Regions from separate parts of the Homo sapiens genome. Here all the other regions are linked to region 1. A link is a contact called in ENCODE Hi-C or POLR2A ChIA-PET data. All regions are on one chromosome and are shown on one strand. The core of a region is the stretch at or near the end of the contact, and the rest is flanking DNA. Distances in the headings are between cores, read along the strand shown.

Region 1 (3,531 bases), core at 463-2,962:
GCCACCTCTAAAATGAACATCAGAAGAAAGCAGAAGATGAGTTTTATCAGTGGAGGTCCCCAAAGCCTTTGCTGATACCCTTAAATCAACAGCACTGTTATTCTGTTCCAGACGTTGTGCAAAGTGCTTTATACGTACCATCTAATTTAATCCTCGCAATAGCTCAGTGGCTAGGTAATGCTATTACCCCTGCCCCAGGCAAGTAAACTGAGTCTTAGAGAGAGAAAATAATTTGTCCAAAAAAAGAGCCACTGAATGAGAGTGTTGGGGTTTGAGCTTGGATCCCAATGTCCTTAATCAATTTGTACCACCCACAATATCCTTCAGGCTCAAGTGGCAAATGATTCTGTCTTCATGGGGAAGATAATGTATAACCCCTTCCGGATGGGACACGCAGAGTATGCAGTACATAGTGGGAACTTTCCAGAGAAAACCCAAGGGCAGTATTTTATTCCTACAATAAAGGTGATGTGTGTAGCTTTGTTCCTTCTCTTTCTCCCTCAACCAGATACAGTCCTCTTAGGTGCCATAAAAATACAGAAATTCACAGGGAAATCCCCAGACTCTGACTGATTCAACAAATACCGACTGCATGCATACCTACCATATGTTAGGCACTGCTAGCCATGGAGAAGCCACACTGAATACGACCTACTTCTTGCTTATTACCTGATAAACAGGTGAATTCATGAAGGGACAGGGCTGTAACATATGGAACAAACAAGAGGTTTGGATCAAGAAAAATAATAAAGGGGCTGTCCCCTTTCACGTAGGTGGTCAGCAAAGGCATGTTTAAGGGGTTGATTTTTGAACTGAACACTAAGGGATGAGAAGGAGTGAGTCCTGGGAGGCATGGAAGGTATCCCGTAATTCAGAGGCAAGGGAGATTTTATGACATCTGAGAAGAGTAATGGGGTTTAAATAAAATATTGGAAACCACGCGGCAAAAGCTCGAAGTTTCCAAGAGTCTTTTGAACACGCCAGATCTTCAAGCCACTATCTCCACACAGTGAACATGATGGAAGCAAAGCCTATGTCAGGCAGACCCCTGATAAGTACTACTATAGGCTGGGGTCTGTTGCCCCAAAACCATCAGTTCTGTGATATGGTGTCAATGTTAATGAATTATCACTGCAGGTTTGTTATTATAGGTGGTGTGACTCTTACCCGTCTCACCTAACAGGGCTCAAAAACTCAAGAGACAGCCAGGGTCACGTGGTTGGCACTGTTTTTCAATCTGGGTACAAGTCACCAACTGGGTCATCCATGAGTACTGCTGACATTCTTTGCCACGGACCTGTGGCAGCTTCTGTGTGCAGATGACACAGTCCTTTGAGGGCCATTCCCAAGAGGATCTGTGGGGGACTAGGACCTGCTTTGCCGAGTCAGCACAGAGGCAGGGATGGAGGATGAGGTGGCAGAAGATCGACATCATGTAACATCAGCCTGCACGAGCGAAACCCTACAGTTTCAGATTATCATCAGCAATACCAACTTGAAAGCAGTTAGTGAATTCTGCTTGCGAGGCAGGACCATTGTCTGACTAAGTCAAAAAAAAAAAAAAAAAAAAAGGAATAAAAAAAGAACTGTATGCTTCTCAGGGGAAATCCTCAAAACAGGATCCAGAGACCTAAGCTCTGCTAACAGGGCTACAGCAGCTGTATACATAGCTGCACGTGTCCTTGCAGATGTGCAGCAGGACAAGCTCCCAAGGCTGTACTTGCATTTACAAGGGAATACCAGGTGAGGAGCAATGGACTGCGAAACATGCGTCATCTATCAGTAAAACAACGACCAGTGAACCAGCAACAGGATGGTACAAGCTTGTCAGAGACAGAGATTTCCACTGTATCACCTGGGGTGCCTAGTACAATGCTGGCATTTATGATGTACCAGGATCCGTGCTAAGCTCTTTACAAGCATCACCTCTCTAACTCTTCAGAGTGAGCTGGCTTCTATTTTTATCCCCTTTTCCAGATAAGGAGGCCGTGGCACAGAAAGGTTAAGTAACTTGCCTAGGGTTGTTCAGCCAGGAAGTGGAAAAGGTGGAATCTGAGTCTAAGCCAATCTAACTTCAAAGCAGACACTCTTAACCATGCTGCTATCCTGTATCCACAGGAGGCATCCAAGGAGTTTCTGCGAATGCATCCATTACCCTAAGTTTTATGACTACTCGTCACAGGCCAGTATAGGCAGAGAATATATTATTAATACAAAGCATAGGGAAGTCTCATTCTATTCATTTTATGGGATAAAAAGTGGCTCACAAGAATCATGTACAGGCCAATTTGGGACAGAAAATTTGGACAGGAGTGGCTTACTTGTCCCGTGCACCCCACTCCCACGGTAAGCTTTCAGCAGAGATACAGGGAGCAACAAATCACAGAAAGGTAGGATGGAGAGTTCTGTCCCGTCCTTGAGTCTACATAAGAACAGAGGGACAATGCAAAGCTGTCAGCAATGTCCCCTGCCCATATAGGGGGAACAGAATTGGGTGTGAGTGCGTGCCACTAAGACCTCATGCTAGTACTCAAGCCTTAATGAAATCTTACATCCACAGGAAGGAAAACCCACTAGACTAGCATATTCGAGAGTTTAAATTTTGCTTTATAGCTCTCTTAATAAAGAAATGTATTTCTCAGATTTGCCATGGCACTTTCAGTAAGAATATTGTGGTCTTAAAATATTTACTGAGCTGTATCTCTGCTGAGAATTAAACAGGCTAAAATTCTAACATGTAAAATTCAAACAAGGCACAGTCAACAGAAGGCATTCATTGAAAATAAATAAAAATTAAACATGTAAGCAAAATTGACAGCATGATTTCGTAAAAGTAACCATAATGGTTGCTCAGTAAGCATTCACCTTTTCTTAGTACTAGAACCCAGAATTTACCTGGGACATCAAATTGTTCAAGTCTAAGGATGCATTTCCCAGACACCCTTACAGTTAGGGGTGGCTAATAGGATGTAAGCAGGCATCATTGGATAAGGCTACAGGGAAAGTGCTTTAAAAAGGCCTGCCTCAGCCAGGAAAACTACTTTTTGTCTTGGATGTAGAGGCAATGGCCTGAGAGCCAGCAGCCACCATGTGACCTTGAAGATGAAGGAACGCACTTGAATAAGCAGAGTAGAAAGATAGAAGACACAAACTGCTCTTCCCAGATGTTTTTACGACAGAATACTTAAATAATTTTTTATACTTATATCTCTCTTACTAGAAAACAATTCTTAACTAATATAATGACATGAAAACATATCTAAAGATGACACTACAATTTTCTCTGAGGGAAAAAAAAAACTAGAAGATTCATGAATTGGGATTCTGATTAACCCTCTATTCCCAAAGCTGTTTGTTTAAGTATGACTTGCCTTCTTAATTAGTATTGCTAGCCCAGGGAAGCATATTTGCTGAGCCTGTCTCTCTGTTTTGACATGCAAGACTTGTGAAATTTAAACATACTTGTAGGCATCCAAAGCATTATTATTTATTAAGGCCTATATTAAAGGTGAGATCTTACAGCACTCTCAG
Region 2 (3,390 bases), core at 157-2,656, 150 kb after region 1:
GTTTCAGATTGCAATGAGCTATGATTAGGCCACTGCACTCCAGGATGGCCAAGAGAGCAAGACTCTGTCTCTAAAAAGAAGGAATCAGGCCAGGCACGGTGGCTCACGCCTGTAATCCCAGCACTTTGGGAGGCCAAGGCGAGCAGATCACCTGAGGTCAGGAGTTGGAGACCAGCCTGGCCAACATGGTGAAACCCCATCTCTACTAAAAATACAAAAATTAGCCAGGCGTGTGGTGGCAGGCACCTGTAATCCCAGCTACCAGGGAGGCTGAGGCAGGAGAATCGCTTGAACCCCGGAGGCGGAGGTTGTAGTGAGCCGAGATTGCGCCATTGCACTCCAGCCCGGACAACACAGCAAGACTCTGTCTCAAAAAATAAATAAATAAGAAGAGTCAGGCCATGTGCGGTAGCTCATTCCTGTAATCCCAGCACTTTGGGAGTCCAAGGCGGGTGTATCACTTGAGGACCAGCCTGGCCCACACAGTGAAACCCCGTCTCAACTAAAAATACAAAAAATTAGCCAGGTGTGGTGGTACTTGCCTGTAATCCCAGCTACTTGGGAGGCTGAGGCAGGAGAATCGCTTGAACCCAGGAGGCAGAGGATGTAGTGAGCTGAGATCCCACCACTGCACTCCAGCCTGGGCAACAGAGTGAGACTCTGTCTCTAAAAAAAAAAAATCAGTTGATCTTGGGCCTTGGGCTTTGGCAATCTGAGCCAGTCCAGGTACTTCAGAAAATGAAAGCACACAGGTGCAGCACAATGGAAAGGCTTCCCCCTAGACACTTATGTGTAGTGTCCTCCCAGTGCTGTAGTGAGCTCCTTGCTCTTCCCAGCCACCAGACCTGCAGAGGGGGCTGATGCCTACCAACTGCAATGTTCAACTAAGCTCTGTCCAATCGAGTCAGCAGACCCAGCCATTGCTCATATTTACATTTGTAAAAAGTCAGGACGGAAAGTGTTCATTCCTGGCATGAACTCCCCAATCTGGGCTCATAAACATAAATCAAAGCTGAAGGTCATTTTTAAAAAATCAGTACATGCCTCATTAAAACAATTTTTTTAAAACTGAGTTTCTTGAACCACGGCCTATAATTTACAAAGTGCAAATGTCTGAGATACGTGTGCTAAATTTAAAGAAACAACTATTATTAAACACCCCATTATGTAAGGCAGTGAAATATATTTGCACTCTGTATATCCGTTATAATATTTCAACTGAGCCTCACAATGTTTGGCAGTTCTTTCCTTCGGTGATAATAAAAGGCTTTTCTTTCCATTAAATATCTAAATTAAGTCAAATAGTGTATGTTAAATAAGCCCATAAGTCCTTTTGTATGATGCAATGAAGTCTTGAAATGCTTATCTACTGAGCACTCTGGCTTAAAGGCTGGTGGTTTATGTCCCCTGCAGAGCCCCGGGACCCTGCTGGCTTGGCCAGACTGTGAAAATAAGCTTCAAATGACCAAACGCAACTGCAACTTTAAAAGTAGGAACCAGACCAGACACAACAAACCACAGTGTAGTCAGCCTCACTTGTCATAATTCATATGTGTGGAATTCAACTGTAAAAGCATTCACAGAGTGCTAAATTTCCTCCATTGGGGCATTCCATGTGGAATGTCAGATTTTGAAAAGCTGCTGATAAGCCACTCCTGATTACAAGTCTACAAGTTGTAGAATTAATAAAAAAAAAAAAAAAATTACCCCAACCCCAAAACATCTCTGTCTGTGTCATCCAATCCTAAACAATGTAGGCAAGTGCCAATATTTTTAAATAACCAGGCCATAAAAATATGCACTCAATTGGTGGCCCTGTATGAACACTGACTTCCTTTTTTTTGGTTTTCTTTTAGCTCCATGTCTACATTATTCTCCATTTTGATGGCCTACATAATGATCACTTATAGCAATCCTTTTTTTGAAAAAGAATCTCATCATGGTTCAATGACTTAAAAATATAATCCTTACAGATTTTTAAAAGAGAAACTTGAATGGATAAATATATTCATGTGTAGATTTCAAAGCCATGCATGTATATATAGATGTAAACACATGAAAATGTAATAATCCAATTAGCACATCTTTTTTGGAAACTAAATTAATCTTAACAAAACTGGCCTAAGGCTCAGGTAGGAGTTGACGGAACTGCTGGTGATGACGACAACAATAATAGCTGCCATTTAGTCAACATTTACTTTGTGCCAAGTGCAGTGCTCAGCCCTTGACATAGATTTTCCCATTTGGTTCCTCACAACAAAGCTCTGATGTAGGAATGCATCTTTATACGTGAGAAAACCACGGCTCAGAGATGGGAAGTCACCTGCTCAAGGTCACATAGTAATTAAGTGGAGGGGAACCAGGGGTTGAACCTAGTTCACATTGTGCTATATTGCCTCCCAGTGGTGCCTTAGAGACAGGATATAGGGCCTGGCGAAGGGTAGGGTAATATACCTGGCCCCTAAATGACCTCTTATCTTGGCTAAGGACAGGCAGCATAGCCTAGGCCCCATCTCAGGAGAAGATTTAAGAGCAGACACACCCTGTAAGCAAGGTAAAAAGCCAGAGCCATATCCCACCTCTCTTGCAGACACAAAGGAAGAAATCCCCACCCAAAAATGAACTCCTAACCTTCCTCCACCTATTACCTTATTGCCTTGTTACCAAAAGCACCATATGCATGTTCCTGAAGAGTCTATTTTTCCCCCATCACAACACACTTAAGTAGTACATATTTAAGACAGAAAAGCAATAGTAGTCCTCTTCTTTCTACAATGCAATCCAACTTTTCCTGGGTGACAAAAGATGAATAAAGGGATGAGAGAAGCAAAGGTGTTGGATTATTCATTTGTGAATGCCACTTCATACAACAGCTGGTCACTACCCAGTAGAGTAGAAAGAGAACAGAAAGGGAGTCAACCAACTTGGATTCTCAGTTCCATTCTGTCCCACATCCTGGTGCCGTCATCTCTTCCCACACACAGTAATGAGGGAGGAAAGACCATCTCCACCCCTGTGTTTATTTCAGACTTTCTGTGACTCTGAGAGCTTCCTTTAGGTACACAGAACCAGCACGCCAGCCCTACGGCTCAAGCACCAATGCCTAACACCAAGGAAACGTCACCCTCAAGAGTTAAACTGAGCATCTCCTTACACGGCAAACACACAGAAGGATCCCTGAGATACTAGTAAGGTCAGTTTTAGGGGAACATGAAAACAGCCTGCTCCAGTAGCATTTACCAGGCATTCCTAACTCCCTGGGCTCCCAACCTGGCCCATACCTCTTTCCTTAACTCCAGATGTGTGTACCTATCTGCCTCTACAGCCTGTCCTCTGGAATGTCTAGACATCTCAGACTCAACACGTCCAGAACTTGATTTACCCTCTCAA
Region 3 (3,458 bases), core at 437-2,936, 210 kb after region 1:
TTGAGCAAAGACTTCTGGGCCCAACAGATACATAATCTGGACTTCCTGGGCCCATTCCTTTGTCTCTATTTTATTTGGTATTCCCTCCCACTCATGCAATCGCTCCCTGTTCTCATCCCTTCCTTTAAGAGCAATGGGAAGAGAAGCATTGTGCCCCTAGCAAGTGCCCTTCCAGGAAAATACAGAATGTGAGCCTGCTGAGGTTGGAGAGATGAATGAGGAGCCAGGCTGGCCATGCAAGGCAAAGTGGGAGCAAACTGCAGAGGGGTGTGTGTATGTGTATGTGTGTGACTGTGGCCAGGGAGTGGCTGGGGAGGAGCAAGCTGAAGGAAAAGGAACAACATCCTGGCTCAGTGGAGCCCTAGGGGAGAGATGCAAAAGCTCTGGCTACTCTATGGGGTGCAGTAGGTTGTTTCAGATGCTTTCTTACTAAAAGCAAGACATAGATGGGCATCTTGTACATATGACCCACTTCTGAGTTTAACAAAAAAGGGCACATGGAGAGGCCCCCTAGGATGGCAGACCAAGCTGGGCAAATTTTATTCAACTCAATGCATGTCTAAGGGCTCAGTGCATGCAAAGATCGGCAACTGGCTGAGAACAGAGTCACCTTACCTACCGCAAAGGCAAAGCAACTGTGGGTTCTCTCTAAATCCTTCAGGACAAAGAACCAAAGTAAGTCTTAAGGACAATGCTTTATTTAGATATAACCACCGGGCTGTGAGAATATTTAAACATTTGGAAAACTTTGTATTGTAGCCATGAAAATGTGGTATTCTAGTCTTGGGTCTTCAATATGTAAATTTTTCTACATTTCAGAATATGAGGATATATGTAACACAGTCTCAAACCCAGAGGAGACTTTGTAACTCTATAAACAGGGTGTGAATTCACTTATTAAAGATATTTTCCTTGCACCCAAGGTGGAACGTCAAAGACAATGTGACCAAATGACAACTGCAATCCTGTGCCACTCGACAAGTAAAACCGTGTTTTCAACACTGTCTCAAAAAATGAGGGCTTTCCTCTCTCTCACCTTTCCTAAGGAGCTGGGCAAGCTGGTGCCAAACTGCCGTATGACTTCATCTCTGAAATCTGAATGGCACGTGTGAATACCCACAGTATGCCAGATTATCAGTAAGGTGATAATGCTTGTATATTATACCTGCTTGGCACCATTTGAATGAGGTTCCCTCAGGCCACTTAAGGTTTCACTTCCTGTTACTTGCACCTGCACTAATTTCAGAAGCAAATAAAAAACCCAGCAAAACCGTATTTTAGGACCTTATTCAAAAGCAAACAGACAAAAACCAAAGCAAGTCAACACAAACCCCAAAACACAGCAATAAGGTAATTAACCTGATGTTCCAAAGCTCATGCCACATATACAAGGTAGGCTTCCTTCAGTTTTTTCGTAATCTTTGCAAAGTTCTCATCCGTTATCTGCCTTGGCTATTTAATGTGACTTTTAACCAATAACGATACAATAGTAATAATCAGAAAAGCTAACATATATAAAGCTCCTGTATTTGCCAGGCACCCTGTGTCACATTCCACATGGATTATCTCATTTAATCCACCGAACAAATTGATGAGGTAAGTTCTTTATTCTGTCCTTTTAAACCCACACAAACATACACACACATTTATGGAAGATCAAGGTAAATCAGAAAGGTTAATAAGCTTTGAGTCACCCAACAAGTGTTAAAAGTCTCTGGTTGGCCGACCTTGAGTCGCTGCCCGTAACTACCACGTTGCAGTGTGACTGACACACATGACCACATTGGATGAGGATTTGGTTACACCCTTGGCCAGTGATGCAGGCTGAGATTAGCAACACTCTTTATCCCTGGAGTTAAATGTCAATTACAGAGTTTTCTTAAAAATTATTTGTAAGTGGGAATTTATATTTCAGTGGACGGGCAGACAATCATTTTGGGGAAGTTATTTCCATAACATTTTTGGAGGATGGAAATTGAAAAGAGAAAGAAAATAAATCAAATCATTACAGGCAGTGGCTCAGGCCTGTAATCTCAGCACTTTGGGAGGCTGAGGTGGGTGGATCACCTGAGGTCAGGAGTTCAAGACCAGCCAGGCCAACATGCTGAAATTCCGTCTCTATTAAAAATACAAAAATTAGCAGGGCGTGGTGGTACACGCCTGTAGTCTCAGAGGCAGGAGAATCTCTTGAACCCGGGAGGCGAGGTTGCAGGGAGCCGAGATCGCACCACTGCACTCCAGCCTGGGCGACAGAGCAAGACTTTGTCTCAAAGAAAAAAGAAAAATGAAAGAAGTCAAATCATCCACTGAGGAGTTAGGGGCTATACAGATACCAATGTCTTCTGTCAATTTGTCCATAGTGGAGTGTTAGGGGTTAAAAAAAGGATGAGAAATGATGGCTTCACGGGCTTCAGACTACCAGACCACATTAACCCACGGGCAGGCCTTCTATAGGGATACCAGGCACACTGCAGCAGGAAGGCAACATTCCTTATTGGTACCTTTGAAACAGTACTTTATTGTTAGGATATTTTATTTTGGTTGTTACCAATTCGTTGTGTAAAACTCGTTGGGTAAGAGAGAGTCTCTGCTAAATACACATATTTGGTGGCAGTGATGGGGGGGGAGCTAAACAGACTCTTAATAAGAAATTCAAATCAAGAATTACTCAAGACGACACCTGCCTTCTGGCCTAATGGAAAAATCAATCTGTCAGGTCTTAATTAAGTGCTCAGGCTAGAAAGAAAAAGCGGCAGCTTATACTTGGTATAGTACCTAGTATATTTTCGGTAGTCAAAATGTAACTAAAAGCCGTATTTGTTGCAGAAATGGTAACTATGCATAAAGATGGCCCATTTGATCCTGGGCGGCCATCTATTTAGTAAATAAAAGGTTGAAGCAGATGAATCTCATAAGCTTGTTGACAAAGATCTCTACGCATAATGATGTTGGGTTTGGATGTTTAAATGATGTTTGTATTAGAATGCCCAACTGAGGATGTCCAAAAATAAGGTAGGGGGTAACGCTGGGTGATCACAGAGCAATACTTTCTGCCCCAGAAGTCATTTGGGGTCGATAAAGGAGTACATGAGAGAAGAGGTGAACAAATGAGATATAAATAAATCAACGAGTGAATCAGTCAATAAATGAACACAGATCCATGTGTTACTTCCACAATGGCCAAGGAAACAACCAATTCTCCACTCTATTGTGTATAATCTCCCAAAAGCGCACAGGTATATGAACATCCACATCTCTCACTGACCACCATGACAGCAGTTAAAGATTCTGCCCGAGCCGCTCCTCATGCACTCAGCACAGATGTGGCTGAATGTGCGTCTCACGGGGGTTATGATCACGGTAGGGAGTGACAGTTGGCAAATGTGAGGTCCCTCTTCCCAACCTGCAAAGCAGCACAGCCAGTTTATTCTCCAACTGCCCTGACAGAGGTGGGGAAA

The links. Hi-C counts contacts between places; a loop is a spot of excess contacts on that map. ChIA-PET counts read pairs that join two places held with the same protein, here RNA polymerase II (POLR2A). Pooled maps may share reads with other maps.
Region 2: a map of B cell shows a loop between it and region 1 (2.6-fold over the local background). The contact joins two enhancer-like sites. A Hi-C loop is called at or near these places in 1 of 168 maps with a recorded cell type or tissue (B cell) and 6 of 50 pooled maps. POLR2A ChIA-PET finds 5 or more read pairs at or near these places in 5 of 52 experiments (AG04449, B cell, CD8-positive, alpha-beta T cell and 2 more).
Region 3: a map with no recorded cell type shows a loop between it and region 1 (2.1-fold over the local background). The contact joins two enhancer-like sites. A Hi-C loop is called at or near these places in 1 of 37 single-sample maps with no recorded cell type and 1 of 50 pooled maps. POLR2A ChIA-PET finds 5 or more read pairs at or near these places in 3 of 52 experiments (H1, activated CD4-positive, alpha-beta T cell and activated T-cell).

The regions. Positions count from the first base shown.
Region 1 is chr3:71,354,664-71,358,194 of GRCh38, forward strand. All of the region lies in intron 4 of FOXP1 (forkhead box P1), which reads right to left. Among named protein-coding and RNA genes, the nearest start is that of FOXP1-AS1, 67 kb to the left of the region's middle. Within about 2 kb of position 1,713, at least 2 of the 41 ENCODE cell types and tissues checked have a DNase peak (open chromatin) inside an H3K27ac peak, as active enhancers do; they include B cell, where a contact is called at or near this core.
Region 2 is chr3:71,509,810-71,513,199 of GRCh38, forward strand. All of the region lies in intron 2 of FOXP1 (forkhead box P1), which reads right to left. Among named protein-coding and RNA genes, the nearest start is that of MIR1284, 31 kb to the right of the region's middle. RefSeq lists a silencer at 749-1,043. Within about 2 kb of position 1,407, at least 4 of the 41 ENCODE cell types and tissues checked have a DNase peak (open chromatin) inside an H3K27ac peak, as active enhancers do; they include B cell, where a contact is called at or near this core.
Region 3 is chr3:71,562,830-71,566,287 of GRCh38, forward strand. The region is part of intron 2 of FOXP1 (forkhead box P1); the gene reads right to left. Among named protein-coding and RNA genes, the nearest start is that of FOXP1, 19 kb to the right of the region's middle. Within about 2 kb of position 1,687, at least 5 of the 41 ENCODE cell types and tissues checked have a DNase peak (open chromatin) inside an H3K27ac peak, as active enhancers do.